Regions from separate parts of the Homo sapiens genome. Here region 1 is linked to region 2. Evidence: read pairs that join two places in POLR2A ChIA-PET (ENCODE). Cell type or tissue: endothelial cell of umbilical vein. All regions are shown on one strand. Each heading gives the region's core, and the rest is flanking DNA. Links, peaks and the distances in the headings are about the cores only. Region 1 has its middle 92 kb from the start of MIR6817. Region 2 overlaps KIAA1671.

Region 1 (15,324 bases), core at 7,236-11,235, 380 kb before region 2:
TACTCAGGTGTGGCCACCTGAGCTGGCAGGTCAGAGGTCTCTCCCAGGAGGCCTGAGATCTGAAGGACTAAAAGAGGGAAAGGCAAGAAGGAACAGCACATGTGGTGGCTCTGAGGCAGGAGCATGTTGGTGTCGGGACCGACTTCATGGGCTGTGCGACCTGTGTAGTTACATGAGGTGAACTCTGTTGTTGTTGACCTGAAATTCCTACCTTTTGAGTAAGGGGCTCTCTGGACTTCCATTTTGCAGTGGTCTGCACAAATTCTGTAACGGGTCCTGCTCTGTGTGTTTGAGAAGCTAAACGGAGGTCCGGAGGTGGTCTCTTACTCTCTTGGTGTGTCTGTCTCCACATTTTATCTTCTCTTTTGTTTTTTTGTTCCCCAGCCCTGCCTGCATTTTTTCTGTATGTGACTGTGTGTCTGTGCGTGTGATCGAACCATAAGGCTTCCTGGTATTTATTTCACTTATGCATTGCAGAAACATTTGCGATTGCAGGAGGTAAATATGTATCAAAGACATGAGTTTTAGTGTCCGAAGAATTTTTTTTTTTTTTTTTTGAGTTGGAGACGGAATCTTGCTCTGTCGCCCGTGCTGGAGTGCAGTGGCTCCCAGCAGCTTCCACCTCCCAGGTTCAAGTGATTCTCCTGCCTCAGCCCGCTACCACACCCAGCTAATTTTTGTATGTTTAGTAGAGATGGGGTTTTACCATGTTGGCTAGGCTGGTCCTGAACTCCTAACCTCAGGTGATCCGCCTACCTCAGCCTCCCAAAGTGCTGGGATCACAGGCATGAGCCACTGCGCCCGGCCTAGTGCCTGAAGGATATCTTATCAAGACATGTCTTTTAGCTGTCCTCCCGCTATGGGGCGTTTCTTTTCTCTTTGTGTTTTTGCCATTTCTGAGTCTCACTGCTGTGGTTTGGGGGTGGGCAGGGCCCTGGAGTTAGAGGGAGCAGGGCCTGGTGTCTGTTGCCACCATCGATTGGTGATGTCTGCCTAAACGCTGTGTTGCGTCTGTTGAGGATGTCTGCCCTGGGAGAGCAATGGGCATGCTGGAAGCAGGTGTGGTCACCATCTCTGCTCTTGGGGTGTCAAAGCAAGGCTGGGATGGACATTTGTCGAAGGAGTGGGGGATAGACACAACCCCCACAAAAGGCAGATCGTGCAGTCGACGCCTAGCCCCAAGAGGGGAAGGATCATTTGAGGTCAGGAGTTCAAGACCAGCCTGGCCAACATGGTGGCCAACATGGTGAAACCCTGTCTCTACTAAAAATACAAAAATTAGCCAGGCGGTAGTGGCGTGCCTGTGATCCCAGCTACTCAGGAGACTGAGGCAGGAGAACATGTTGCACAGGGAGCTTTTGTTAAGGGTCCCTGTGTGGCTCAGAGTTCCAGGAACGGGTGTGGGCCCTGATAAAACCCCAGACTCATGGCTCAGTGAAGTTGCACAGCTGGACAAGCCTGGAGACCCTCAAATAACTTGCCCAGGCTACCCTGGCTTGCAAAGGGCCATTGCTCATCCAGGAGTGGACGGTGCCTGGCATGCAGTGGGTGCCCAGTGTTCACCTGCCACGTCCACTGTCCATGCACTTATTACCGTCATGCTGTCACCATGACCAGCGCCTTAGGTGCTGTGGCTGGTGCCAGGCCCGTGAGAGCCGGGGCAGGTTCGCTCAGGGTCCAGATTTGCCTGCATTGTCCCAGAGTCCTCCCACACCCGGGGGAGTGGGCTGTCATTGGGAGCCAGTAAGGGGGTGTTGATTTCTTTTCCAACCAGTAGAGGCAGGGGCCATAGACTTAGGTGGAACCGCTGGCTCTTTGCTGGCTCCCAGGGTTCTGACAGCTGGGTCTTCTGAGCCCTGGGGACTGGCTGCCTGTGGCTGAGCCCTTCAAGGGCATTGCGCTCCTTCTGCAAATGTCACTCCCAGTCTCCATGTCCAGGCCCAAAGCAGCCCCGGGGAGTCCTCAGGGCTCATTTTCCTGCAAGGGGGTGGGTGGGGGTCAGCTGGGGCAGGCCCTGTGGTGATTAGAAGAGGCTGCCTGCGCCCACAGAAGGTGGGTGGGCTACTCAGAGAAGGAGGCCCCTGCAGGCTGGCAGGGGGCCTGGTGGCTCTGGCCCCAGCCCTGGTGGTTCTGTGGCATGGAGCTGACACCACAGACACCTGTGAGGTTGGACCGCTGGACTAGCAGCACGCCCTGCCCTTCCTGTTGGAAGCTTGTCCAGTCCAGAGCTGTCAGGGCCACAGGGGCTGAGCATGCAGCTCCACACTCCCTGGAGACTCCGCCATCAAGGGTCAGCTTTGTCTGGTCTTGTGGAAACTGTTTTTGCCCCCAGCCGTGAGAGGCACTTTTACACATAACTGAGTCGGAGCATGACAGGCATGTAGGAGAGAAACATTTTGTGTCATTTAGAGGCCCTGCCTGGGTGGGACTCTGGCTGGGAACATCCACATGCAGCCAGTGCGGGGACTGGTTTACTCTGAGCCTCAATCTTTCTGCTTTGGCTCCAGATGCTGTGTTTGGGTGTTCTGTCAAAGAGAGAACAATGCTCCTCGATGAGACAGAAGGATGCAACCGGGAGTCTTGTTTTGCATGAGGATGTGAGCGTTTCAATTCACTTTTTTTGTAAACATGGTTCCCCAGCCTGGCCTCAGGGGTGCCTGGAGATGGGCCCCACGGGGCTTCCGGTTAATTAAGCGGGCAGTGCTGGACATGGATGCTGGCTTCTCTGTCTCCCTGCCCTGGACCCTTTTGAAGCTGAAGTGTTCCAGGGGCAGCTGGTATGGAAAAGGGGAAATAGAGTTTTCTAGAGGTTTTAGAGTTGAGTAGAAACCTAGACTCTTCTCAGAAGCATTTCAAGGGTTTGTCACCAAGGTGGCTCTCTGCAAATTTGAGGTGGTTCTAGAAGATCTTTCCATATTTCTTAATCCAGAGGGAGATGGAGATGGGTGAGAAATGGCTTTGTCCATGAGGAACTCATGTTCTGGTTGGAGGACAGGCGGAGCCTGGCATTGAAGTTGGTGAGTCAGAGACGGATCTGTGGGTGGGGCCAGAATGGGGCTTGGGCTTCAGACCTCACAAAGCAGACCACATGGCAGCCTGGGGCGTTAGTATCCAAACGTCCTGCCCTCCAGGTTTTATTCCTTGCCATAAAATATCACATTAAAGGAAAACGTTTTGTTAAAAGACCACAGTCCTGTCACCTGAGCACAGTAGCTGTTCTCTGTTCCTCTTTGGCCTTCCAAGCGGCAGGCGCCCGTTTGTGTTGCGGCTGTGTGCCTGGCGGGCATGAATTAACTGTGCAGCATGGCTGCGGACGGTGAGGTGAGGTGAAGACGCCTCACCTCACCTCGATTCGACTGAAAACCGTGTGGAGATAGAAGCTGCTCACACAGGGGCAACATGAAGAAAATGTGAAATTCTGTTGCTTGTTGTAGCTGACAGCACGACTCTGAGGTCCCGGTGGGCAGAGGCCTCGTGCAGGGCACCTCACCAGCCGGATGTCAGAGCTTGCCGGAAGGCGCAGTGCCCGTGGAGGGCTGCCAGTGCCCAGGGAGCCTTCCGAGGTGTCACGTTGGGCAGTGGAATTCAGAGTCAGGCAGAGGAGGCCCTGGGGTCACACGCGGATCTCCTGGCTGTGGGTTGGTGAGGTCCAGTGTCCGGGGGTGAAGGATAGAGGCCGTGTGGTGAGGGCTCCGGAGCTGGCCCTGGGGTGGCAGAAATGCAGATAACGAAGGAGGGTGTGCTGGTGGGACTTGTGCCTGTTCCGGAGGGAGGCATTGGGAGTGACGTTTAGGCTGAGAGGATTCAGGATGGAGGACATGGCTTAGTTTGTAGTTGGGAGCCTGCCGAGGACTGTGGTGATGAGGAAATGCGGTGTCAGGCAGACCCAGGACTTGGAGCACCTAGTTCCACTTGCGGGCTGGCTTTCTGTTTTTGGTCATTGTGTTGGGACCTTGTGAAAGTGACTTAACCTCTCGGTGCCTCAGTTTCCCCATTGGTAAAAGGGGTGATTATGCTCCCCACTACACAGGGTTTGGAGGATGGCCGTGCGGGCCGTGCCGAGCAGCGCGATGGTGCAGGCCGTCTGGGTCAGTGCTGAGAGAGCGAGTGTTCCTTCGACGGTTGCAATCAGAGGTAGCTTCCAAGGCTGGGTGCTGCCAGGAGGAGCTGGGGAGGCTGATGGGGCAATGGGGAGCACAGCTCACACTGCTGGCAGGCAGCCTGGGGAGGACAGAGGGGGCTGTGCTGGGCGCTCCAGGCATGTGGTTCCCTTTCCTGTGGGGCGAAGACCAGCATGGGGGCAGGGCCCAGCTGTGTCAGGACCACTCAGACTCTTATGACACATCCAGAGTCCCTAGCCCCACCCCAACCCACCCAGTCCACGAGAAGGAACAGGGTGGGGAGGTGGGGCCCAAATCTGCGAGTTCCCAAGGGAGGCCTGTGTGCAGTAAGTTGTCGGGGGCGGCGCTGGCACAGCTGGAAACATCTTGGGGTTTGAAGCCAGAGCCTCAGGTGAGACTCAAGGGTCCCTGGGACTCTCTTCTGGGTGTCTGACCGTTTATGCTTCGTGGAGTTAGAGGCGAAGACATTTCTGTGATGTCTTGAATTCTGCTTTTTCCTGATTTTGAGCAAATGAAAGCCAGCCTGGTGTAGGCAGTCGGGTGCCTTCCCCAAGTAAGGGGCTGAGAGGGTGGTCATGCCGGGACCCAGGGGACAGGGAGTAGCATTCCTAGGGGTGCACAGGCAGCCCCCTAGAGGCAGGGATGTGTGGGGGTCCTTGTGCTGCTGTGTGCCTGCAGGGCGGCACTATTCACATGGCCCTGGAGCTGCAGGGTGATTGCTGGCCCTGGGCTCTGTGTCCTGGCTCTCCCGCCCCTCCTGAAGTGGCCCCCATGAGACAAGGCAGGTATGTCCTGTGAGCAGCCCTCTGCTGCCCAGCGTGGCCAGGGCTCAGTGGGACCACGGCGGCTGCAATGCTGCTCTCTGCAGCTCAGAGTCACTCTCATCGCCAGCAGTCGAGTGCAGAGCCTGGGCCCCCCGGCCTCCCCAGCCCCTCCACACCACCCCAGGACCGAGGCAGCAGCTGGCTTCGGTTTCTGCCATGTTTTTCCAAGTATGTGGAATGAGCTAAAAACAGCAGGAGTGGGGCCTTATTTGGGAGTTGCCACTGCCGTCCTTGGAAGCTGCTGTCCCTCACTGCCACCCCTCCAGCCCCATCCTCGGTGGAACATGCCCCTGTTGCTTTGACTTTTGTCGCCCGAACATCCCTCCTGGTTGGGGGCCTTTGGGCAGTGGGCTTAGTGGCGTGCGCCATGCCACTTGGGCCACACGTGCCCAGGCTGGTGGCTCTCGGGGCCGTGTCCAGAGGGTGGCTAGGCTGTGCTCCCGGCAGTGCCCAGATGAGGCTGGGGTGTGGCTTGGGGATTTGTGGGCCACCGGCCACAGCTCACCCAGCAGAGTTTTAACAGATGTTCGTCTGTCAAGTTTGCTCCCAGCTGTGTTGTCTGAGGCAGGCTGCCTTCCCATAGCGGCGGCAGAGCTGAAGAGATGGGAAGGAGACTGTGTAGGCCGCAGCACCGAACATATTTGCTCTCTGGCCCTTCCTAGAGTGCTTGCTGACCTCTGTCCGACAGCTGGAAGGAAGGATAGGACCCGTCCTACGATAACCACTATTGACATTTGAGCGCATTTCCTTCCCGGCTTTTGTGTGAAGGTGGCAGTCTCTTTGCTTTTGTGGTTGGGATCTGCTGCAGGCACGGCGGGCTGTTTGCCTGAGGCTTCCTGGAGGACAGGGCTGGGCTCGGAGCTGCACCAGCATCCTGCACGCACTGGGGCCTCAGCAGAGAGCCGTGGCGGGCGGGGCAACGTCAATGCTGGTGGGCGCTGGGCCTCCACGTTCAGATCAGCCCTGGCGATAGGTTCGGGCCACCCTCTCTCTGGCCTCCGTGCAGTGGCCCAGGCCGCCCCCCTGCCTGGCACACTTGCCTCTGGCTTTCCACTGAAGCGCTCCTCTTACCCGCCGCTCCCCACTGGGTATGGGTCCAGTCGTGTCCCTGAAGGAGATATGCTGACGTCTGGAACCTGTGTCTGTGACCTAATTTGGAAACAGGGTCTTGGCAGATGTAATCAAGCAAGGACAAGGTCACCCTGGAGTAGGGGGCCTATATCCACGGTGCTGGTGTCCTCATGAGAGCAGGAGAGCAGACACTGACACTCGGGTGAAGGCTGCATGGAGTCAGAGCAGGGCTTGGTGTGATGGCGGCCACAAGCCAAGGAACCCCAGGTATTTCCTGCAACTCCAGAAGCTGGAAGAGGCCAGGAAGGATCCTCCCCTGGCGCCTTCAGAGAGAGTCTGTCCCTGAAGATGTCTTGACATTTGACTTCTGGGTTGCAGGTCTTGGCGGCGGGGTACATTTCTGATGTTAGAAGCCACCTGGTTGGCGGCGATGTGTCACTGCAGCCCCCCACAGGTTCTGGGTGTCCATGTGGTCGGGGGCAGAGGTGGGCAGGGACAGACATGTCCATGACACTGGCCCATCCCTTAGGACTGCTTTTTGAGGACAAGGCTGCTTACCAGGAAGTTGTACCCTGCCTGGCCCTTGCCCCTGCCCTGTGCTTGGCTCGTGGAAGGGATGTGGCCCTTCTCTCCTGCATGCGTGCAAGGAGGAAGGGAGAGGTCAGAAACCCGCCTGGAGGAGGCTCGGGCGAGGGGAAGGTTTCACTTTCCGGCAACATTGTGGGGCTGGCTGTTTGTTTAAACAACCCCAAAGAAAACCATTTGGCCAAACTGTTAGTTTCCAAACAATTTACTTCCTTGGTGTTTGAAAAACTCCTACCAAGGCTCTGTAGCTGGTCCCAGGGAAGGAGTTGGCCTCTCTTCTTTATAGCCCAACACAGTCCCCTGCACCTGCCCCTCCCAACCCCAGGCCTGCTTACCTGTGGCCATGGCTGCTGCCCGGACCTCACTACACACACAACCTCCTGGAGGCCAGCTGTGGGCACCAGCCTTGGCAGGCATCTGGCAGAGCCCAGGCTGGTGGGACTCTCTCTGCAGCTGCTCCCTGCCAGCCTGGCTGGACAGAGTCCCCACCACACTGGGGTCACCTCTGTACTGCTCACAGCTCACTCAGACCTTCAGGCAAATAGGTTGGGTCCTGGCTCTCTCCCAGGTGTCACAATCTCTGCAAAATTCAAAAACCTCAGGGGCCTTGTAGCCTGAGGCGTGTCAGAGACTCCTCCCTGGAGTCAGTAAACACCTACAGATTCATCCCAGCAGTGAAAGGACTGCTTCACCACAGAGGTTTGATTTATTCCTAAGTAATTGGATGGGATGCCGAGAATGGGTTCCTGATGGTGGAACTGGAGGCCCTTTGCTGACCTAGTTAACAGAGGGCTAGGGCTGGGTGTGCTCAGTCCCTGAAGGTTCTAGGCCCATTTGGGACGCCCCGCCAGAACCTGCCACATGGTGACAGCTACCTAAATCCCAGAGGCTCTTGAGCTGGAGAACAGACCTCTCAATCTCAGCAGGTCCCCTGCACGTACCCCATAACCCTAGCCTGCCTTCACAGTACAGTTTGTGGCTGTGTATTCACGGATGGTGTCGTTCACCTAAGGTCTCTGCCCTGTGACCCCAAGGGCGTCCAGAGGGCAGATCCCAAGTCTGTTTCATCCACCTCTCCTTCCCTAGCAGCTGGTCCAGGGCCTGGCCTGAAGTAGGTTCCTACAGAGATACTGGTGGGATGATGGAGGCAGCCAGGCATCAAGTGACAAACGCGCTTCCTGGATGTGCTGGCTCCTGGGATTGAAGTATTTGAGGAAGCGAAGTGAAGTGAGCTTTCCTCTTGCAGCTGTGTGTCCTTGGGCCGGGAGCCTACCCTCTCTGAGGATTGGGGTCCTTGTCAGTAGGATGGGGCATCCTCATAGCTCGAGGGGTAGTGTGTGAAAATTGTGTTAATGATTTTTTTTTTTTTTTGAGACGGAGTCTCACTCCAGTGCACAGGCTGGAGTGTAGTGGCACGATCTCAGCTTACTGCAACCTCTGCCTCCTGGGTTCAAGTGATTCTCCTGCCTCAGCCTCCTGAGTAGCTGGGGTTACAGGAGTGCGCCACCAAGCCCAGCATAGTTTTGTATTTTTAGTAGGGTTTTGCCATGTTGGCCAGGCTGGTCTTGAACTCTTGACCTCAGGTGATCCACCTGCCTAGGCCTCCCAAAGTGCTGGGATTACAGGCGTGAGCCACTGCGCCTAGCGTACTTTAGTGATTTCTTAGGACGACGGAGGGAACTAGCTAGCAAGGCAGGCTTGGAATGTGTTTTGGGATCAAATGCCGGTTTCTGTCTGGCACTGGCGTTCTCTGTGGGGCCATGATGGACACACTGCTGAGGTCAAGCGTGATTCGTCTCACGCTGTGCCTGGCAGTCTCGTTGGAAAGTTCTGTAGACACCGTGTGGACAGGGCTCTTCCCAGCCAAGCCCTGGAGGACTTCCAGGACTGTGATCTCCCCACCGTGGCTGATTAAGCAGGGACCCTTCGTGGAGTCTATGGTCCCCTCTAAGTCATAGCTAGACAGGGACTCAGGCACCATCAGCCCTGGCTGTTATTCACTGTGGATGAGGAGACAGGCCCAGAGAGGGGCAGGAACCTGCCCGAGGTCACCAAGCACGGGCAGGCCCCAGAGGTTTCGGTCTCAGATTCTCCCTGCTCATCCCTGGATGTAGCGCTGCTGTGGACGTGGGGCTGTGCTAGGGGCTGTGGAGAGCAGAGGGCTTCTGCCAGGACCCCAGTGAGCCAGTAGGGGTGGTGCCTTGGCCATGGGGCAGACTGGGGGTACGGGACAGCCATCCACCGGGGTGTGGGGAGGAACAGCTTCCCTGAGGAGGCGGTGCCGTGTGACCTGGGCCTTGAAGGACAGGTCCAATGTCAACAGAACATTTTGGGAGTGGAGCCTAGAGGGAGAAAACTTGTTGAAATTCAGAGATCCCCCTCCCCCTACCAATACACACCAAATCAGACGCCTCTGACCAGATCTGAATTTGGCTCTCAGAGATTTCCATTGTAGCCAGGCAGTTGGGGCACTTTCTGAGTGCTGCCTCCACCTCACTGTCCCCAGCCTGCCTGCCTCCGTTTCCCTAGCCCTGGGCCTGTGCCGCTGTCACCATCACCTGGGCGCCCTCTAGTGGATGAATCGGATTATGCACGAGGGGGCTTGGAGCAGGATTCAGAAGGGGCTCCTGTCCTTCCTTGAAATGCTGGACGCCGGGATCCTGGAACAGCTCTTCAGGTCTCTGCATTCCTCCTGGCAACAGCCAGAGCCTGGGCGCAGGGGGCTACTGTTGTTTGAAGGCTGAAGGCTGCAGCCTGGTAGGGCACTCAGGAGACCTGGCAGTTGGCTGCAGGGCCAGGTCTAGGGGCCAGGGCATGAGGGATGCTCTGGGCTGGCTCAGCCCCGGGCCCCCATGCGGATTGTGACTGTGGGGGCATGGCCACATGATGTTGAGGGGGGATCTCTGACCCTGACCTTCTTGGCTCTGTGCATCCTTGAAACCAGAAAGGTCTGGAACAAATCAGTGAACAATGCCCTAACTCGGGGAGGGAGCCACATCCTGACCCCAGCAGCCTCAGAAGGATCCGTGTCAGGGTTATGGGGCACCCTGGGGGCCCCGAGTCTGCATGGGTCTCCACATGCAACTTCTGCCGGAAACTCTGAAAAATCCCAACTGGGGGGTCATAGGACACAATCAGAAATGCTGATGCCACTGTGTGTGGATCCCCGGGCCCTGGGGGGTCAGGAGCATGTAGAAGGTGGGCCACAGGGGGTTCATAAGAGAATCCTGTAACCGCCCCTGCCCCCCAAACTTAGAAGCCCACTGGAGGGCCATGGGTGAAAGCTTGGGGGGGTGTCCTGTGGAGTGGGTGGTGGGGGGTCTTTGGGTTTACATGCTGCTGGGCCTGAGCAGCAGGACCCCGTCCACAGCTGATCCCTGGGCCCTGCTGCTCAGCTGCTCTCTTGAGTGTTGCTGTGGCTGCCGAGAGAGCCTGAGTCGAGCCTCTCTTGTGCCGGCCGTACGCTGTCAGGCCACGCTGGTGAGTTTGGCAAGGCACAGATGCCCAGAGCAGAGAACTTTCCTTGGGGATTTAATATGTGCGAATCTTGAGGTCCGGCAAATCTTTCCCTCAGCTAGAGAGGGGGTTTTTGAGACTAGAATCACCTCAGCATCCTCCTGTCCCCAGCTGTGTCCAGCCTGTCTGCAGGGACATCCTGAGAGGACTAGGCTCTCCCCTCATCCACCTGCGTAAGTGCCACCCTGAAGCCTGTCCACCCATGCTTGGAGAGGCTTGGCCTCAACCTGCTTAGCCAGCAGCAGGCTTGGGCCTGGGGTGCAGCAGAGACCCAGGTGGCTGTGGGGTGGTTGCTTCATGGGGTGGTTCTGAAACGCAGTTGGAAGTGCATGGACAGTGCCTTACCTGTTCTCTGTGGGACCCTGTTTAGAAACCAGGTCTGAGTTACTGGGGGTCATCGCTACATTCTGATGGCCTAGCTGTGTGGAGGCCACGGTGGAGCCCCATCCAAGGAGCCAGGGCCCTGGGTCTAGCCGTGACCAGAACGCATGCCCTGGAGGTGTTTCTCATCTTGCACCTGTGTTGCCTGGTGTCTCAAGTGGCCACAAAACTGTGTTAGCTCTTGGTGCCCCTGGGCTTCGGAACCAGGGTTTCCCTTCATCTCAGTGACCCGGGAGCATCTGGGCAGTGAGTAAAGAGGGTGATTTACTTGATGGGTACGTTTGGTCCTGCCTGGGAGCCCCCCCAGGCACGGTCCTGGGACCTGAAGCTGCCCTCGTTGGTGGAGGGGAGGGAGAGAGCTTCAGGGATGAGGTGGCGTTGAGCTGGGCGGGAAGGGTGAGCCCCTGCAAGGTGGGGTGGGTGTGCTGGGGACGCTGAGCAGCACGGCCAGCAGGTGGGTCTTCAGCTCGGTACCCGGTGGGACTTGTGGTTGGGGCTGGTGTGTGGCCAGGAGAGGGGCTGGCAGAAGACAAGGGGGACTGTGAGGCAGCTCCCATCCAGCGGTTGAAGCCTGATGGCCTGGCTCTGTGCCTCAGTTCTCTCATCTATAAAATGAGAAAACAGTGCCAGCCTCCCAGACCTGTCATGAGGATGAACGAGTGACCACGTAGCATGGGCTGGGTGCGTGTCACCTAACATTACCAGCCTTTGCAAGGAGAGCCCTGGGGACCTGGCTGAGTTTTTCCCTTGCCTGGCCCACTGCACCTGTCCCCACAGGAGCCAAGGAGGTCCTGCTGCTGGCCCGGTAGACGGACCAATGGAGGGTCTCGCTGGACACACCGGACTTCACCGACATCGTGCTGCAGCTGGACGACATCCAGCATGCCATCGCCATCAACTATGACCCAATGGAGGGCCACGTCTACTGGACGGATGACGAGGTGTGGGCCATCCGCAGGGCATACCTGGATGGGTCTGGGGCGCAGACGCTGATCAACACCAAGATCAACGACCCCGATGACATCGCAGTCAACTGGGTGGCCCGAAGCCTCTATTGGACCCACACAGGCACTGAACACATCGAGGTGACGTGCCTCAACAGCACCTCCCACAAGATCCTGGTGTCAGAGGACATGGACGAGCCCCGTGCCATTGCACTGCATCCCGAGATGGGGTAAGACGGGTGGGGCCTGGAGCCAGGGCCAGGCCAAGCAGAGGGAGCTTGACCTGGACCAGTCATTCTGGAACACTGTCTTGCATCAGAACCTGGAGGAAGGCTTGTTAAAACACCAGCGGCTGGGCCCCATCCCCAGAGTGCTGATTCAGGAGCTCCAGGGCAGGGCTGAGGACTTGGGTTTCTAACAAGTACCCAGGTGGTCCGGTGCTGCTGCTGGGTCCATGCATAGAAAGCCCTGGAGACCTGGAGTGAGCCCTTTCTTCCCCTAGCTTCAGCTTCCTGATCTGTAGAATGGAACAGTCCACCTGGGTGATTTCCAGGACGACAGTAGTGGTAGTAAGGGCAGCCTCTGTGACACTGACCACAGTACAGGCCAGGCCTCTTTTTTTTTTTTTTGAGATGGTGTCTCACTCTGTCGCCCAGACTGGAATGCAATGGCACAATCTTGGCTCACTGCAACCTCTGCCTTCCGGGCTCAAGCAATTCTCCTGCCTCAGCCTCCCAAGTAGCTGGGATTACAGGTGCCTGCCACCGTGTCTGGCTAATTTTTGTATTTTTGCTAGAGATGGGGTTTCTCCATGTTGGCCAGGCTGGTCTCGAACTCCTGACCTCAGGTGATCCACCTGCCTTGGCCTCCCAAAGTGCTGGGATTACAGGCATGAGCCACCATGCCTGGCCAGGCCAGGCCTCTTTTAACACTTTGCACACCATGGGTCTTTTCATCCAGGAGGGTAGGTAGTTATACAGTTGAGGACAGTGAAGCCCAGAGATGCTCAGGGACTTGGCCAGGGTCACACAGCAGGAGGTGGCAGGTGTGTGGCTGGGGCTGACAGCATGGCTCCAGCTTTCCAGCGTAGAAGTCTGTGAAAGCAGAGAGCTTGTCGGTTGGTTGAGACCCCCCCCACAGCGGCTCAGATTGCTGTAGCCAGGGGCCTTCCTGGGGGCTCATAACCCAGAACACTAAATGGGCAGACCCTGAGGGAGGAGGTGCAGTGGAGCTGGGGGTGCCGATGGGAAGTCCCGGAGGAGCTGGGAGGTCAGTCGCAGTGCTGCTCTCTGTGGAGCACTTAGTAGGCACCAGGTGTGTTTCCAGGTTCATGGCTCTGGGACCCGAAGCTCAGGTGAAGTGACTTGCCCAGGGTACCCAGCGGGCAGAGGATTTGCAGGCTATGAAGCCTGCGCTCATGGCCTGGCCCTGGGGGTTGCCAGTGTGCTGGCTGGGGAGCTTTTCCTGCAAGTGAGCTGGTGTCTAGAAGCCAGCATGTCAGGCAGCAGGCAGCGGGAGCACAGTAGGCAGATGGTGGGGCCCAAGCAGCCCTCCATGGACCCCAGGGCATGGCGGCACGTGGAAGAGAGCTGCTCCATGTCGGTGGCTGACGGGCTGGGTTGTGCCCCGAGGAGGGCGGATGATGGTAGGAAGTGGGGTCCCCCAGGGCTTTAGCAAGAGGAGGCACAGGAACTGGTTGCCAGCTGCAGTGAAGGGAACATGGCCCTGAGGTCAGGAGCTTGGTCAAGTCACTGCCTCTATGGGCCTCAGTGTCCTCATCTGTGAAAGAGGAAGGGACGGGGAAGCCAACTCCAAGGTCCCTCCTAGCCCTGGTTTCATGAGTCTGAGGATCCCAGGGAAATGGGGCTTGGCAGTCTGACATGTGAGGTCATGGGGTCTAGGGAGGGGCACCGAGCTGGAAGTGGGAGGCAGAGGGGCTGGCCGGCTGGGTCAGACACAGCTGAAGCAGAGGCTGTGACCTGAGGCCCCAGAACCTCCACCCCTGAGCTGCCACCCCAGGATCTGGGTTCCCTCCTTGGGGGGCCACAGGGAACAAGTCACCTGTCCTTTGCACAGGGGAGCCCTTCAGCTGTATGCAGAAGATTGCGCTCTGCCCCTTCCTCCCTCTGGGTGCTGAGCTTCTTCAGCCCACCAGTCAGATGTGAGGCTGCCCTAGACCCTGGGCAGGGTCATTGCTATCCACTGACGTTTGAGATGGGAGATGAGCTCCTGGCCCCTCAGAGTCCTAAGGGCTGGTGCAGTGAAGCCTGCACAGGGTGGAAGTGGGCACCACTGTCCCAGGGGAGCCCCCAGGGACTCTGGTCACTGGGCTTGTGGCTGGCATGCTCAGTCCTCCAGCACTTACTGACACCAGCATCTACCAACACCAACATTTACAAACACTGACATTGACCAACACTGACAATTACTGACACCGACATTTACCAACACTGATATTGACCGACGCCGACATTTACCTACACCAGCATTTACCAATGCCGATATTTACTGACCCCAACATTTAGCCATGTGATGGGGGCCGGCTCGGGGACGGGCCTTGCTCTTAGCAGTGGGGGTGCCACAGAAACTAGACAGATGCATGGGGTCATGGACTTCTGCTTCTTCTCCAGCCTCACGTACTGGATAGACTGGGGAGAGAACCCTGAAATCAAGCGTGCCAACCTGGACAGGCAGGAGCTGCGCGTGCTGGTCAATGCTTCCCTCGGGTGGCCCAACGGCCTGGCCCTGGACCTGCAGGAAGGGAAGCTCTACTGGGGAGATGCCAAGACAGACAAGATCGAGGTGAGGCTCCCATGGAGGTATTTGATCCTGGAGGCCTGGCCCTGCCCGGCTGTCCCTGGGCTCCTAAGAGGCCAGGCCCGGCCACCCCCTGCAGCCTGACATACGTATCACCAAGGCACCAATGGGTGCCTGTGCTCTGCTATTTGGCCAAGCGGAATGCTTGATAAAGTAGTTACAGTACTTTCTGACAAAAACGCCTTGAGAGGGTAGCGCTATACAACGTCCTGTGGTTACGTAAGATGTTATCATTGGGCCAGGCGCCTGTAGTCACAGCTACTTGGAGACTGAGGTGGGAGGATCACTGGAGCCCAAGAGTTTAAGGCCAGCCTGGGTAAAGGGGACACGGGAAACCTCTGCACTGCTTTTGCCACTTACTGTGAGCCTTAAACTATTTCACAAACAATACAAAATCAAGACAAAAAATTAATAACATATCCACTGCCCCCACTTAAGACATAAAACATGAGTGTCATTGAAGCCAGAGGCAGCCATTGGCCTGAGTTTGTTGATTCGTTCCCAAGCAGTTGAAGACAGTTTTGTTTTTCTGTGGATGTCTGTCTCTTCTCCCTATGCTGGGTGCAGCCCTGCATTGCCACTGTGGTTGGATTTCAGTGGCCTTGTCCTGTGGGCGTGCTTTGGCAGCTTGCTTTTTGCTCACCTGTGGAGCTTCTATTGAGCTTTTGTTGTTGTTGTTGTTGTAGTTGTCCAGGCTGGAGTGCAGTGGCACGATCTCAGCTCACTGCAATCTCCACCTCCTGGGTTCTAGCGATTCTCCTGCCTCAGCCTCCCGAGTAGCTGGGATTACAGGCGCATGCCACCACACTCGGCTAATTTTTACATTTTTAGTAGAGACGGGGTTTCACCATTTGGCCAGGCTGTTCTGGAACTCCTGACCTCAAGTGATCCACCTGCCTCAGCCTCCCAAAGTACTGGGATTACAGGCGTGAGCCACCGTGCCTTGCCTCTATTGAGCAGTTTTTTTGAGGTGCTCTTGGTGCCAGTAATATGTTACATGTGTCCCCATTGCACATTGTCACCCATCGAGGTGACATTGGTGCCTCTCCTCGGGGTAGTCGCCTC
Region 2 (15,324 bases), core at 4,905-8,904:
CTTCGAGATCAGCACCTGGCAACTGGGAGTCTGAGTCAGGAGACAGCTTTGGTTGGTAGTCCACAGTGCGCAGACTCAAATTCAAATCCTACCTCTATGAGCATGGGTAAGTTTCTTAACTTCCCAAACCTCAGTTTCCCCACCTCTCAGATGGGTTAAACCTATCTGCTTTGAATAGTAGCTGAGAGATTTGCTAAGAATATACATCAAAAAGCACTTGGCATTGTCTTTTTTTTTTTTTTTTTTTTTTTTGAGACGGAGTCTCGCTCTGTCACCTAGGCTGGAGTGCAATGGCGTGATCTTGGCTCACTGCAACCTCCGCCTCCCGGGTTCAAGCAATTCTCCTGCCTCAGTCTCCTGAGTAGCTGGGACTATAGGCATGCACCACCACACCCGCCTAATTTTTGTATTTTTAGTAGAGAGGGGGTTTCACCATGTTGGCCAAGCTGGTCTCGAACTCCTGACCTCAAGTGATCCGCCCACCTCAGCCTCCCAAAGTGCTGGGATTACAGGAGTGAGCCACCACGCCTGGCCATTGTTCATTTATTGATCAAACTTTTACCAGTCTCCTACTATGTGCCAGGCACTGTACTAGGAGCCAGAGATACAGGTGTGAACAAGACAGGGCCAGTGTTCAGTCAGGCAGGGGAAGAAATCCAATGTTTACAGAAGTCAGGAATGGCAAAGAGAGACAAAATTTTACAGGCACACGGTAAGTACATTCCCTCCATCTGAGACCCTGTCCCCCAGTAAAAGCCCGGAGCCTACCAGTCACCATGTGAACCCTGAAAGTTAAGACTCCTGTCTCCTGCCAGAGCCCTAGGCATGGACATCCTAAAGGAATCCAGCTCTTTAGGGTAACTCTGCTCCTACAGGGTCCAAACTCCATCCTCCGTCCCAATTACCCGAAGGAAAATCCCTAAGCCCCAGAGACAATCTCTTAGGACATTAGCTTCAGGCGCAGCCAGTTATGCCAAGGGCGGTGTCTGCCAGTGTAGGCATGAGTCATGTCCTGCCCGCTCTGTAAATGGGAGGAGGGGTGTCCCAGGCCCAAAATGCTGATGTGGCTGTGCCAAGGAGGGGATGGGAAGAGACCGGAGGGGACAGAGCAAAGCCCAGTCCCCAACCTCCCCACACCAGAGGAAATAACAACTCAAACAAGAAAACAAGCACACACGCCACGCTTATTTACACTCATCCCCGGCTCTAAAATAAACTCTGAATGGAGATTATGGCCATGATCCCTCGCAATTACTCAGTGACTATGGGGATTATTATTCTCCCCACGTCAGAAAGGAGGAAACTGGGCCAGGCACAGTGGCTCACACCTGCAATCCCAGCACTTTGGGAGGCTGAGGCAGGCGGATCACGAGGTCAGGAGATCGTGACCATCCTGGCTAACACGGTAAAACCCTGTCTCTACTAAAAAAAAAAAAAAAAAAATTAGCCGGGCGTGGTGGCACGTGCCTGTAGTCCCAGCTACTCGGGAGGCTGAGGCAGGAGAATCGCTTGAACCCCAGAGGTACAGCTTGCAGTGAGCCGAGATCCTGCCACTCCAGCCTGGGGACAAAGCAAGACTCTGTCTCAAAAAAACAAACAAACAAGAAAGGAGGAAACTGAGGCTTAAAGAGATGAACTGTCTGTCCAAGGTGACTCATCTTGTCAATTCCAGAGCCACAAAGCTGATCTGCCCTGCTGGACTGGGAGAAAAAGAGGGGACATTCCTAAAAATAAGGAAGAAAGGGGCTGGGCATGGTGGCTCATGCCTGTAATCCCAGCACTTTGGGAGGCCGAAGTGGGTGGATCACTTGAAGTCAGGAGTTCGTGACCAGCCTGACCAGCATGGTGAAACCCCGTCTCTACTAAAAATACAAAAAAAATTAGCTGGGCATGGTGGTGTGTGCCTGTAGTCCCAGCTACTCAGGAGGCTGAGGCAGGATAATCGCTTGAACCCGGAAGGCGGAGGTTGCAGTGACTTGAGATCAAGCTACTGCACTCCAGCCTGGACAACGGAGTGAGACTCCTCAAAAAAATAAAAATAAAATTAAAGAAGAAAGGGTCCCTTCCTCAGAGAAGGCCTGGGTGACTGGAGCTGCTTGGCCAGCCCTGGGCCAGGGGTGGGACAGTGTGGTCAAGCAGAAGCCTTTGGTCCTGGCTTGTGACCTCCGCTGTGGCACCCGAGCCTCGGTTTCCCCAGCTGGGCAAGAAGGACCTAGCTCAGTGTCTGGCTTACCCACCGAGCCCTGAGCCCTTCCTACAAATGAGGAGGGAAGACCAGGCCTCCAGCCTCTGGCAGGAATCCAAGACCAGCATGAAGCTGCCCACCCGCAAGGTAGGGTCACCAGAGGACCATGGTTGCTCCACCCTTCAAGGAAGGGCAAGGCCAGGACGTGAGCAGGTGCCTGCTGTGTCCCACATGGTGACGCTCCAGAGGTGGCCTGTCCATGTCAGCGCTGGGTTGGAGGTGGTGGTTCTGCAGCCCAAACCTCATACCACCACCCAGGGCTGCTGCTGGCGTGGGCGCACATTGGGCAGGCACATGTGTGTGAGCATGGTGTGTGCATGGTGTGTGTGGGGCCAGGGAACATGTTTCCAGGAGGTAGGGTGGGTGTGAGATATATGTGTATGTTTGGAGGTACTGAGTCATGTAGGGAGGAACACACATGACAGTAAACAGGCCAGGCAAGGTGGCTCACACCTTTAATCCTACCACTTCTGGAGGCCGAGGCAGGCGGATTACCTGAGGTCATGAGTTCGAGACCAGCATGGCCAACAGAGTGAAACCCTGTCTCTACTAAAAATAAAAAAATTAGCCAGGGATGATGGCGGGTGCCTGTAATCCCAGCTACTTGGGAGGCTGAGGCAGGAGAATCACTTGAACTCGGGAGGCAGAGGTTGCAGCGAGCTGAGATCACACCAACTCACTCCAGCCTGGGTGACAAGAGCAAGACTCTGTCTAAAAAAATAAAAAAATAAAAAATAAATCACCTTGCCAAAATTTCATTGTGCTTCCCCAATGATGATGGGCTTCTGAATATTCCTTTTCCTGCCGTCTGGTGCTCATAATGTTCTATCAAAAGAATATGTTTTTAATGTTTAACAAAGAGCTAGAAAAAGCTCTCTACCATCTTCTGCCTTGATCCCAAAACCCAACAAGGTTTCTGGGGCTGTGGTTTTAAGAGGACAGCCTTTTTTTGTTCAAATCTCAAATAAACAAGAGTCCCTTTGGCAGAAGTCCCTTTGCCGGGCGGACATTCACCCCGCACACCCTCCCGGCACCAAAATTGCAGCTAAGACAATAGTGCGTGTTTTCTTGGGGAGTGGTGGGGAAAGGGGCTCTTGAGCTCTTGCTAAGCTTTGGGAACTCATCCCAAATAGTTTCTTCCCCACCCAGGGACTCTCCCTTTCCTGTGGCTCAGGGTCAGCCCTCCTCCCACACTCTTGCCTTGGGCCAGTGCATCCCCCCTGAGCCCTGACCAGCCCTAAATTCCCAGGGCTTAGGAGTTCAGAATTTTCATCTTAGAGACCATGCAGCCCTAGCTCCCTTGTTACAGCAGTGAAGAGACTGAGCTCAGAGTTGACCAGGGCTATGAAGGCGATAGAGCAAGGGTTATAAGAAGTCAGGGTGGAGGGGCAGCAACTCTAGATGAGGGGATGGGGAGGGCTCTCTGAGGAGGTGCCATGTGAGCTGAGACCTCAATGAAGAGGAGGCTGTCAGCAGGGCTGTGACCCCCCTGCAAGCACACCAGGCACCCAGTGGGGAATAAACTAAATGGCAAAGGTGGAAGCCTGGAGCTGGGGCAGGATACTCCTGCCATCCTCCAGGTGGGAGACGGGGTGGCCAAGATGAATTCAGTGACAGTGGGGACCAAGAGAAGGGACAATGTGGCTTTGAACACAAGGGTGAGAGGAAGACAATGAACACCCCTTCCTACTCACCCTCGACATGAAACCAGGGGAAACCAGAACCAAAGGGACCTTGAAAAAAGATTGATTCAAAACTCCCTCCACGAAGAAGTGGTGAGTGTACTGGGCCTGGGAGTTCAACACCAGCACAAAGTACAGGGAGTCAGAGACCTGGATTCCAATCCCAGCTCCATAATCACTAGTTGCATGACCTTGGACAAGTCAGTGCTCCTCTTTGAGCCTCAGTTTTTCCAACTGTGAGATGGGGAAGATACCAAACCCAGATGGACACTGAAAACTCCAGCACAGTACCTGGTGTTCAGTAGCTCCCTGCCCCATTCCCTCCCCATCTTTGGGTCTGACACCGGACCACAATTCTCAGATGAGATAAACCACCCAAACCCATTTTTTTTTTTTTTTTTTTTGAGATGGAGTCTCGCTCTTTCACCCAGGCTGGAGTGCAGTGGTGTCATCTTGTCTCATAGCAATCTTCACTTCCCAGGTTCAAGAGATTCTCTTGCCTCAGCCTCCCAAGTAGCTGGGATTACAGGCACTAGCCACCATGCCTGGCTAATTTTTGTATTTTTTAGTAGAGATGGGGTTTCACCATGTGGCTGGTCTTGAACTCCTGACCTCAAGTGATCCATCCACCTCAGTCTCCCAAAGTGTTAGGATTACAGGCATGACCACCACACCCAGCCCCAAACCCATTTTTGAAGAACTAACATAAATAGTGATTTTCTACCCAAAGGATCATATGAAGCAAAAATGGGAATCCTTCCCACTGAGCGGGGGTCAGAATAGAGATACCCTAAAAATAACAAGTGCTCCCAGTTTGGGGGGCTGAGATCCAGGCAGGAGTCTTTTTTTTTTTTTTTTTGAGATGGAGTTTCACTCTTGTTGCCCAAGCTGGAGTGCAATGGCGCGATCTCGGCTCACTGCAACCTCCAACTCCCAGATTCAAGTGATTCTCCTGCCTCAGCCTCCCAAGTAGCTGGGATTACAGATGCACGCCATAACACACAGCTATTTTTAAAATATATTTTTAGTAGAAACGGGGTTTCACCATGTTAGCCAAGCTGGTCTCGAACTCTTGACCTCAGGTGATCCACCCGCCTCGGCCTCCCAAAGTGCTGGGATTACAGGCGTGAACCACCGTGCCCCGCCCAGGCAGGAGTCTTGACAGTCCTGTGATGCTGCAGATGGACCCCCTGCAGGGCAGAGAGCTCTGGAGATGTGTGGAGAGAAGGCAGACATGACAGGGGTCAGAGACTACAAGGCTGGGCTCAAATCCAGGTTCTACTTCAGAAAGTCATTCTCCTTCCCCATGTCTCAGTATCCTCAATTGCAAAGCAGACATAATATGCCCAATCTAGCAGGAGTCTATCAGACTAGCTGTCATTTAGCCAGGATTGGTGGTGCACACCTGTAATCCCTGCTACTCTGGAGGTTGAGGTGGGAGCATTGCTTAGGGCCAGGCTGGGCAATACAGCAAGACCCCACCTCTACAAAAAATAAAATAATTAGCCAGGTGTGGTGGCATGTGCCTGTAGTCTCAGTTACTCAGGAGGCTGAGGCAGGAAAGAAGGTCACTTGAGCCCAGGAGTTTGAGGCTGCAGTGAGCTATGATCACACCATGGCACTCCAGACTGGGCAACAGAGTGAGACTCCATCTCAAAAAATAATAATAGGCCAGGCGCAGTGGCTCACACCTGTAATCCCAGCACTTTGAGAGGCCGAGGCGGGTGGATCACGAGGTCAGGAGATCGAGAACATCCTGGCTAACACGGTGAAACCCCGTCTCTACTGAAAAATACAAAAAATTAGCCGGGCATGGTGGCAGGCGCCTGTAGTCCCAGCTACTCCAGAGGCTGAGACAGGAGAATGACGTGAACCTGGGAGGCAGAGCTTGCAGTGAGCCGAGTTTGCACCACTACACTCTAGCCTGGGCAACAGGGCGAGACTCTGTCTCAGAAAAAAAAAAAAAAATAATAATAATAATAAATAAATCATTGGAAAAAAATCAAAAGAACAGTATTTCATGACACATGAAAAATCATATAAAAATCAAATGTGTGTGTCTATACATAAGTTGTGATTGCAGTCAAACCACAGCCACACCCACTTGTTTACATCCTGTCTGGGCTGCTTGTGCAGTAAACGGCGGAGGTCAGCAGGTGTGACAGAGGTCTTATGGCCTGCAAAGCTGAAAATATTTACTATCTGGTCCTCTACAGGAGAAGCTGGCCGACCCCTGCTTTAGGCTGTGACCTCCAGAGGGCAAGGGGCTTTGTCCTTCATTTCTATGGATGCTCCCTAGTGCCTGAAAGGGGTCAGGGCCTTGACAGATGATCAGATAACAAATGGTGGATAATTACCATGAGGCCCTGCCCCCAGCATAGAGCTGTGCATCAAGCTTGTGATGGATGGATGGATGGATGGGTGGGTGGGTGGATGGATGGATGGATGGGTGGGTGGATGGGTGGATGGGTGGGTGGATGGGTGGGTGGGTGGATGGGTGGGTGGGTGGTTGGGTGGGTGAATGAAATGAATAGGCAGTTCTCTGTATCCATGGGTTCTACATCTATGGATTCAATTAATCACTGATTGAAAATATTCAGGAAAAAAATAAGGATGGTTGCATCAGTATTGAACAGGTACAGAGTTTTTTTTTCTTGTCATATTCCATAAACAATGTAGATAGTAACTACTTACATGGTATCTACATTGTATTAACTATCATAATTAATCTTGAGCTGATTTAAAGCATCTGGGAGGATATGTATAGGTTACATGCAAATACTACACCATTTTATATCAGGGATTTGAGCTTCTGGGGATTTTGGTATCCCGTAACCCAGTCTCCCACAGATACCGAGGGAAGACTGACTACATAGGGAAGATGCTCTGGTTGAAGCCACAAGCGTCATCCCTTAGGGTGGCCAAACGCCCCTCCAGAGTCACAAACCAGAATCTGACATCCCTTGGGCAGGCACCTCTCCAAGAGCGCCAGACTGGCCTTGACATTCCATGAGCCCAGAACTCTAAAGAGAGGACGTGATTCATCTGAGATAAGTCCTTTCACTAGGAGAGGAAGGAAACCCATGTTCAGATCCGGGACCAAATTTAACTCCTGTCTTTCACACGTCCCCATCCCCCATAACACACACACGCACACAAGTCCCAACCCAGCAGTCAGGAGACAGCATCGGCACTTACTGACTCAGCTTCCTCCCGAAGGGTTACCCCACAACCCTCGCAAAACACAGTTGGAGAAAAATCCTCAATGGGAAGGGGCTATTCCAGAGGGAGAGGTTTCTCCTGGTGTTGGAGAACAGAGTAGTTCCTCCCTCTCATTCTGTTTCTCTCTCTCTCTCTCTCCCCTCACCATACACACACACACACACACACATACACACACACACTCACACACTCTCTCTCTCTCTCCCCCTCTCCCTCCCTCTCTTCCTCCCTCAAAAGGCGCTGAGACAAAGAGGGAACTAAAGAAACAAGAGACAGAAAGGCTAGGCGCGCTGGCTCACGCCTGTAATCCCAGCACTTTGGGAGGCCGAGGTGGGCGGATAATGAGCTCAGGAGATCGAGACCATCCTGGCTAACCCGGTGAAACCCCATCTTTACTAAAAATACAAAAAATTAGCCGGGCGCGGTGGCGGGCGCCTGTAGTCCCAGCTACTCGGGAGGCTGAGGCAGGAGAATGGCGTGAACCCGGGAGGCGGAGCTTGCAGTGAGCCGAGATCGCACCACTGCACTCCAGCCTGGGTGACAGAGCGAGACTCTGTCTCGAAAAAAAAAAAAGAAAGAAACAAAACACAGCAGGAAATAACGGCCTTTCACTCCACAGGGAATTTCAGATCCAGCCAACAAGCCCATCTCTTAGGAGGATATTAGCATCCTCAATACCTCGGAGACAGCACCTAATTTACGTTTTAAATCCCAGTGTGGGAAAATTGATATGTTCCCAGTTTGGAATGTGAATAGAGATGTTTTATCTGAATAGAGATATATTTTTACTTCCCAATAAGAAGAAAGCTCTTTTCCACATGAATATATATCCAAAAAATCAGAGAGACAGCAGCTCCGTGCTTCTGGAACAGTTGGAATTATCCTGCCATTTCATCTGGGCCCGGGGCCTAGGATACTATAACAACCCTCCAACATGCTCCTTGGTGGACACAGGTCAGCGTTTATTGCTGTTTGCCTGCTTTTTTTTTTTTTTTTTTTTTTTTTGAGACGTAGTCTAGCTCTGTCGCCAGGCTGGAGTGCAATGACACGATCTCGGCTCACCGCAACCTCCGCCTCCAGGGTTCACGCAATTCTCCTGCCTCAGCTTCCCGAGTAGCTGGGGTTGCAGGCACATGCCGCCAAGCCCATCTAATTTTTTTGCATTTTTAGTAGAGATGGGGTTTCACCATGTTGACCAGGATGGTCTCAATCTCCCGACCTCATGATCCGCCCACCTCGGCCTCCCAAAGTTTTACCTGCTTTTTCTCCTCTGCTCCTGAGCTTTGTCCTGAATGGGAAGACTCACAGCAGCTCACACATATAAGGGAATTAATTCCACGCTTATTAAGTTGCTGAAGCTGCCTCATCCCTTGCCCAGTAGCTAAACCGTCTCTTGACTGGGCAGATGATGCATTACCTTCACCAACAGGTGTAAAATCAGTGCTCCCTGTCCTGGGCTATTTCCCGTGCCCTGGACACCCAGCTATATTTGAGGATGGTCCTTTGCCTCCAGGTGTGTTGAGAACTTACAAGACTGAAGATGTTAGCTGAGGCCTTGAGCTTTCTTTCCCCTAGCTGTGTGACCCTAAGAAAACTGCTTAACCTCTCTGGGCCTGCATTTCCTCAAGAGATAAAAGTACTGCCCTACCTATCTGCAAAGGATTTGAGGCTTAGAACACTGGAGGGATGTCAGTGTGCTTGGGGGTAACCCTTAAGGCATGTACCCTCAGTCACTGTCATGCCCCTTCCTAATTAAGTGACTTTCTTCCAAAAGGGAATGCAACCACATAATGTCCCTGCTTAAGCCCCTGAGAGGCATTTAGAGTTAAATCCAAACACCGGCCAGGCGCGGTTGCTCACACCTGTAATCCTAGCACTTTGGGAGGCCGAGGCGGGCAGATCACCTGAGGTCGGGAGTTCGAGACCAGCCTGACCAACATGGAGACACCCCATCTCTACTAAAAACACAAAGTTAGCTGGGCGTGGTGGTGCATGCCTGTAATCCCAGCTACTTGGGAGGCTGAGGCAGGAGAATTGCTTGAATCCAGGAGGCGGAGGTTGTGGTGAGCCGAGATCGCACCATTGCACTCCAGCCTGGGCAACAAGAGTGAAACTCTGTCTCAAAAAAAAAAAAAAAAAAAAATTCCAAACACCTTTCCATGGCCCCATACCCCAGGCCCCCAGACCCCCAGCTTCAGCCCCCACCGCACAGTCACACAGGCCTCTGTGCCGCACTCCTGCCAGAAAGCCCTAGCGCAAGCTGTTCCCTCTGCTTCAAACAACCGCACCTTGAACCACCCCCGCCCCCCCACCATACACACATCCTTTAAGTCTGAGCTTTAATGGCCCTTCTTCAGTGTAATGGGAGAAAAACTGTCTCCCCAAAATTCAGGTCCACCTGTAATCTCAGAATGCGACCTTCTTTGGAAATAGGGTCCTTGTAGATGTAATTAGTTAGGTCTGAATGAGGTCACTCTGCATTAGGGTGGACCCTAATCCAATGACTAGTGTCCTTATAAAAAAAGAACACACAGACATACAGCTAGAAGCCAAAAAACGCCAACAATTGCCGGAAGCCACTGGAAGCTGAAGAAGAAAGGAGGGATTCTCTTTTACAGCCTTTGAAGCAGTGTGGCTCTGAGGACACTATTAGCCTCAAGAAAGTCGGAAAACACAGTGCTGTTGTTTTGAAACCACCCAGATTGTGATAATTTGTTAAGGTGCACTCAGAAAAGCACAAGCCGAAGCTCAGCTAAAGTTCATCCCCCATTTTCTTCAAAGCATCCTGGTCTTCTTTCTCCCTCCTGCCAGGTCTGCCTCTCCCTCCAGCCCACAGACCCCAAGAGAGAAGGGATCTCAGCTGCAGGGTTCCCTGTAGCCCCCAGCACAGAGCCTGGCCCACAGCAGGTGTCAGAGGAGTACTTTCCAAATGAATTCAACAGATGCCTGGAAGGAAGCTCAGAAAGGCCAAGGGACTCATCCAAGGTCACACAGCAGGTTGAAGCAGGCCAGGGAAACCAGCACCCAGGCCACTGGCCTCCCTATGAGTGATTCAAGGAGCCAAGACGCTGGCACTCATCCTGCAAGGACTTGGGTCCGGCAGGAGAAGCTCCCTCTCCCTCCCAATTCCCAACTTCCAGGCCTGTGCCCTCTGGGATCTGTGCCCAGCCAACACCACGACCTTGGCAGGGACCATCCCAGCTCAGTGACCCTGGAGATAAAAGCCTCTTGGGTCCTCCTGAGGTTCTGGGGCTGCTGTGGGGCAAGGGATGCCCTAGACTCAAGTTACCCCAGCACCCACAGGGCAAATGCCAGTGACCAGCAAAGGCCGCTCAAGAAACAGGCCCTCACCCATGCAGACCCACAACCCTGCACCCACCTGGCTCCTGCCTCACACACCCTCATTCCCTAGCTCTGCATTGATGAGTGTGGGAGGCACACAGTCCAGAGAATGGACATTAAATAGCACTGACTCACGGAAGAAAAGTGATTCCAGCCAGGAGAAGGTCTCCATGAGGTGCCAGCCTGTCTTTAACACTTCCGCGACACTTGCTAATCACGCTTTTTAGCAAAGAGAGAGTAAGGCCACTTCTAGCCCAAAAACCTGCAGTGAAAGCGGCATTTATTTAGTGGGAACTTGATGACACTGTTTGATTTCCTTTGCCTGTATTTCTTAAGTAATCTACTTATAACCAGCATCGCTGGTGTTATCAATTGACAGTAATAATACATAGAATTATTTGAGTACAATGAGGTGGGGGTGGTTTTAGATAATTAGAGGAATAATAACATAAGAAGTAAAAAGATGTGGAAACATCACTCAAGTGGTGCGTGGATGACAGAGCTTGGGGGACTCTACACTCATTTGTTCATTCATTCACTTACTTTATCCATGATGTACACATATACACATGTCTCTCCTCAGGTAATTCAGGCAGCATCCAGTAATATATGGTTATGCCTCCCAGGCCAGGTGCCATAAGAATCACCTGGGGAGTTTTCCTTTTATGTTAGACAGAGTTTTGCTGTGTCACCCACGCTGGAGTGCAGTGGTGCAATCACAGCTCGCTGCAGCTTCAACCTCCCAGGCTCAAGCAGTCCTCCACCTTGGTCTCCCAAGTAGCTGGAACTAGAGGAGCATGCCATCACACCCAGCTAATTTTTCTATTTTTTGTAGAGATGGGGTCTCGTCACGTTGCCCAGGCTGATCTTGAACTCCTGGCTCAAGCAATCTTCCCGCCTTGGCCTCCCAAAGCGCTGGGATTACAGGCATGAGCCAGGCACCTGGCCGAGTTTTCCTTTTGAATACAGATCCCCAAGGGTCCTGCTTCAGACCAGCTGAGCCTGAGTCTCTAGATGGTGGCCCCAGCATCTGTATTTTTCTGAAGCTCCCCAGGGAGTTTCTCCTGAGCATCCAGGGCTAAGAGTCATGTCTCAGGCACTCAGGGGCTTCTTCTTCCCTAGGAAGTATAGAGCACCCTGGAAGAATGCGATGCGGGGCTCCAGCCTTTCTCCCACCAAAGACACACACCAGGGTGTGCCCCGGGTCAGTGAGAAGTGGGTTCTTAAGTATTTCTTCAGCATCTCACCCAGGCCAGCTCTCCTTGGGGGCACCAGGGTACATCCTCAGAAAGTTCACAGTCCAGTGAGGGAGAACAAAGTATTTCCAGAAAACACAGCAGGATGTGACCGACATTCTAACAGGAACCAGCCCCTGCCCGGCACCTCAGCTCACATAGACACAGAGGCCCAACAAATACAGAGCCTACAAATCCCCCACAAATTAAATAATGTGCCAGCCACACCCATAAGAATAGATACAGTAAAAACACACACACACACACACACACACACAGAAAATAACAAGTGTTGGCCGGGCATGGTGGCTCATGCCTGTAATCTCAGCACTTTGGGAGGCCAAGGCAGGCAGATCACCTGAGGTCAGGAGTTTGAGACCAGCCTGGCCAACATGGTGAAAGCCCGTCTCTACTAAAAATACAAAAATCATCCAGGCATGATGGCGCATGCCTGTAATCCCAGCTACTCAGGAGGCTGAGGCAGGAGAATCACTTGAACTCCGGAGGTGGAGGTTGCAGTGAGCTGAGATCATGCCACTGCACTTCAGCCTGGGTGACAAGAGCAAGACTCCATCTCAAAAAAAAAAAAATAATAATAACAACAAGTGTTGGCAAGGATGTGAATAAATTGGAACACTTGTGCACTGTTGGTATGAATATAAAATAGTGTAGCCACTGTGGAAGATGATATGGTTGTTTCTTAAAACGTTAAAAACAGGATTAGCATGTCATCCAGCAATTCCACTTCTGGGTATAAAATCAAAGAAACTGGGCTGGGTGCGGTGGCTCATGCCTGTAATCCTAGCACTATGGGAGGCCAAGGCGGGTGGATCAGGAGGTTAGGAGTTCGAGATCAGCCTGGCCAAGATGGAGAAACCCCGTCTCTACTAAAAATACAAAAATTTGCCTGGTGTGGTGGCGGGTGCCTGTAATCCCAGCTACCCAGGAGGCTAAGGCAGGAGAATTGCTTGAATCCGGGAGGTGGAGGTTGCAGTAAGCCAAGATTGTGCCACTGTACCCTAGCCTGGGCGACAGAGCAAGACGCCGTCTCAAAAAAAAAAAAAAAAAAATCAAAGAAACTGAACGTAGGGACTTGAACTGATATTTTTACAGCATTTTATTCATACTAGCTAAAACGTGGAAACAAGTCAAGCATCCACTGATGAATGAATGAATAAACAATGTGGTCTAGCCATACAATGGAATATTATCCATCCAGCCTTTAAAAAGAAGGGAATTCTTCAGCTATTCAGGAGGCTGAGGCAGGAGAATTGCTTGAACCTGGGAAGTGGAGGTTGCAGTGAGCTAAGATCGCACCACTGCACTCCAGCCTGGCAACAGAGCAAGACACAGTCTCAAGAAAAAAAAAAAAAAGAGAAGGGAATTCTTACATGCTACAACACAGGTGAACTTGAAGACATTTTGCTAAGCAAAATATGCAATCACAAAAGGCCAAATACTGTATGGTTCACTTGTATCAGATGCCTAAAGTAGTCAAATTCATAGAGAAAGAAAATAAAACAGTGGTTGCCAGGGGTTGTGGGGAGGCGGCATGGGATGGGGCGTTGTTCATGAGTAGAAGAGTTTCAGTCTGGGAGGACGGAGAGAGTTCTGGAGATAGATGGTGGTAACAGTTGCACAACAATGTGAATGTACTTATGCCACCAAACGGGAGTAAACTTAAAAATTATTGGCCGGGCGCGGTGGCTCACGCCTGTAATCCCAGCACTTTGGGAGGCCGAGGCGGGCGGATCACAAGGTCAGGAGATCGAGACCATCTTGGCTAACACAGTGAAACCCTGTCTCTACTAAAAATACAAAAAATTAGCCGGGCGCGGTGGCAGGTGTCTGTAGTCCCAGCTACTTGGGAGGCTGAGGCAGGAGAATGGCATGAACCTGGGAGGTGGAGCTTGCAGTGAGCTGAGATAGCCGCACTGCAGTCCGGCCTGGGCAAAACAGCGAGACTCCGTCTCAAAAAAAAATAAATAAATAAATAAATAAATAAAATAAATTATTAAGATGGTTGCCCGGGCATGGTGGCTCACACCTCTAATCCCAGCACATTGGGAGGCCGAGGCAGGCAGATCACCTGAGGTCAGGAGTTCAAGACCAGCCTGGCCAAACATGGCGAAATCCCATCTCTACTAAAAAAAAAAAAAAAAAAAAAAAATACAAAAATTAGCCAGGCATGGTGATGTGCGCCTGTAATCCCAGCTACTCAGGAGGCTGGGGCAGGAGAATCGCTTGAACCTTGGAGGCAGAGGTTGCAGTGAGGCAAGATCGCACCACTGCACTCCAGCCTGGGCAACAGAGCAAGACTCTGTCTCAAAAAAAAAAAAAAATGATTAAGATGATTGGCTGGGTGTGGTGGCTCATGCCTATAATCCCAGCACTGTGGGAGGCCAAGGCAGGAGCATCACCTGAGGTCAGGAGTTTGAGACCAGCCTGGCCGACATGGTGAAAACCCCGTCTCTACTAAAAATACAAAAATTAGCTGGGCATGGTGGTGCATGCCTGTAGTCCCAGCTATTCAGGAGGCTGAAGCAGGAGAATCTCTTGAACCCAGGAGGCGGAGGCTGTAGTGAGCCAAGATTGCACCACTGCATTCCAGCCTGGGTGACAGAGTGAGACTCTCAAAACAAAACAAAACAAAACAAAACAAAAGATTAAGATGGTAAACTGTATCCATATTTCACAATTTTTAAAAGTGGGGTTTTTAAAACAAGTCAGGCACCAGGGCACAGGCATGGGATCCAGCTGCCTGAGTTCAAAACCTAGTTCTATGACATGCTAGCTAGGTAGCCTTGAAGTTACTTTGCTTCTGTGCCTCAGTTTCCTCATCTGCAAAATGGGTATAAAAGTAATAATGCCTGGTGTACGAGTCCATTTTCATGCTGCTGATAAAGACATACCTAAGACTGGGAAGAAAAAGAGGTTTAATTGGATTTACAGTTCCATATGGCTAGGGAGGCCTCAGAGTCATGGCAGGAGGCAAAAGGCACTTCTTACATGGCAGCAGCAAGAGAAAAATGAGGAAGAGGCAAAAGCAGAAACACCTGATAAAACCATCAGATCTCGTGAGACTTAATCACTACCAAAAGAACAGCATGGGGAAAACCGCCCCCGTGATTCAAATTATCTCCCACCAGGTCCCTCTCACAACACATGGGAATTATAGGAGTACAATTCAAGATGAGATCTGGGTGGGGACACAGAGCCAAACCCTATCACCTGCCTCCTGGGGCTGTTGCGGGGATGAAAGGAGTTAACCAGTATAAAGTGACTAGCAGAGTGCCCAGTTCACAGCATGTGTTCAATACGTTAACTGCTATGATTACGGTGGTGGTGGCCATGATCATTTCCTGCTCCACACCCTGCTGGAGCCCTGAGGTTCTGAAAGACACTCACAAGAAGCTATGCAGGTCCAGGGACATTTTTAGCGTTTTGGTTTGGTTTGTTTAAGACAAGAAGCCACTTATGAGTATGGAATAAGGACTACGGTGCCGAATGTGGGGAAGCTGAGAAATTAAACTGTGAGGACAGAGGCCAACTCAGCAATAAATAAAATGTCCCTGCCCAGAGCCCAGAGCCAAAAAAC

The links. ChIA-PET counts read pairs that join two places held together with the same protein. Peaks named below come from ENCODE experiments on the same cell type or tissue, not always from the same donor. Only the 100,000 strongest peaks of a DNase experiment are listed, where the experiment ranks them.
Region 1: POLR2A ChIA-PET joins it to region 2 with 5 read pairs; 1 of 35 experiments calls an interaction of 5 or more read pairs at or near these places.

Annotation. Positions count from the first base shown.
Region 1 is chr22:25,356,175-25,371,498 of GRCh38, reverse strand. It overlaps the pseudogene LRP5L. Among named protein-coding and RNA genes, the nearest start is that of MIR6817, 92 kb to the left of the region's middle. RefSeq lists enhancers at 3,730-4,556, 11,068-11,567. In endothelial cell of umbilical vein, for the core only: a CTCF peak has its summit at 9,175 (motif pointing left); a DNase peak (open chromatin) is centred at 9,178.
Region 2 is chr22:24,977,743-24,993,066 of GRCh38, reverse strand. All of the region lies in intron 1 of KIAA1671, which reads right to left. Among named protein-coding and RNA genes, the nearest start is that of KIAA1671, 33 kb to the right of the region's middle. In endothelial cell of umbilical vein, for the core only: no CTCF peak of the experiment used is centred there; DNase peaks (open chromatin) are centred at 7,056 and 7,846; H3K27ac peaks cover 2,948 bases.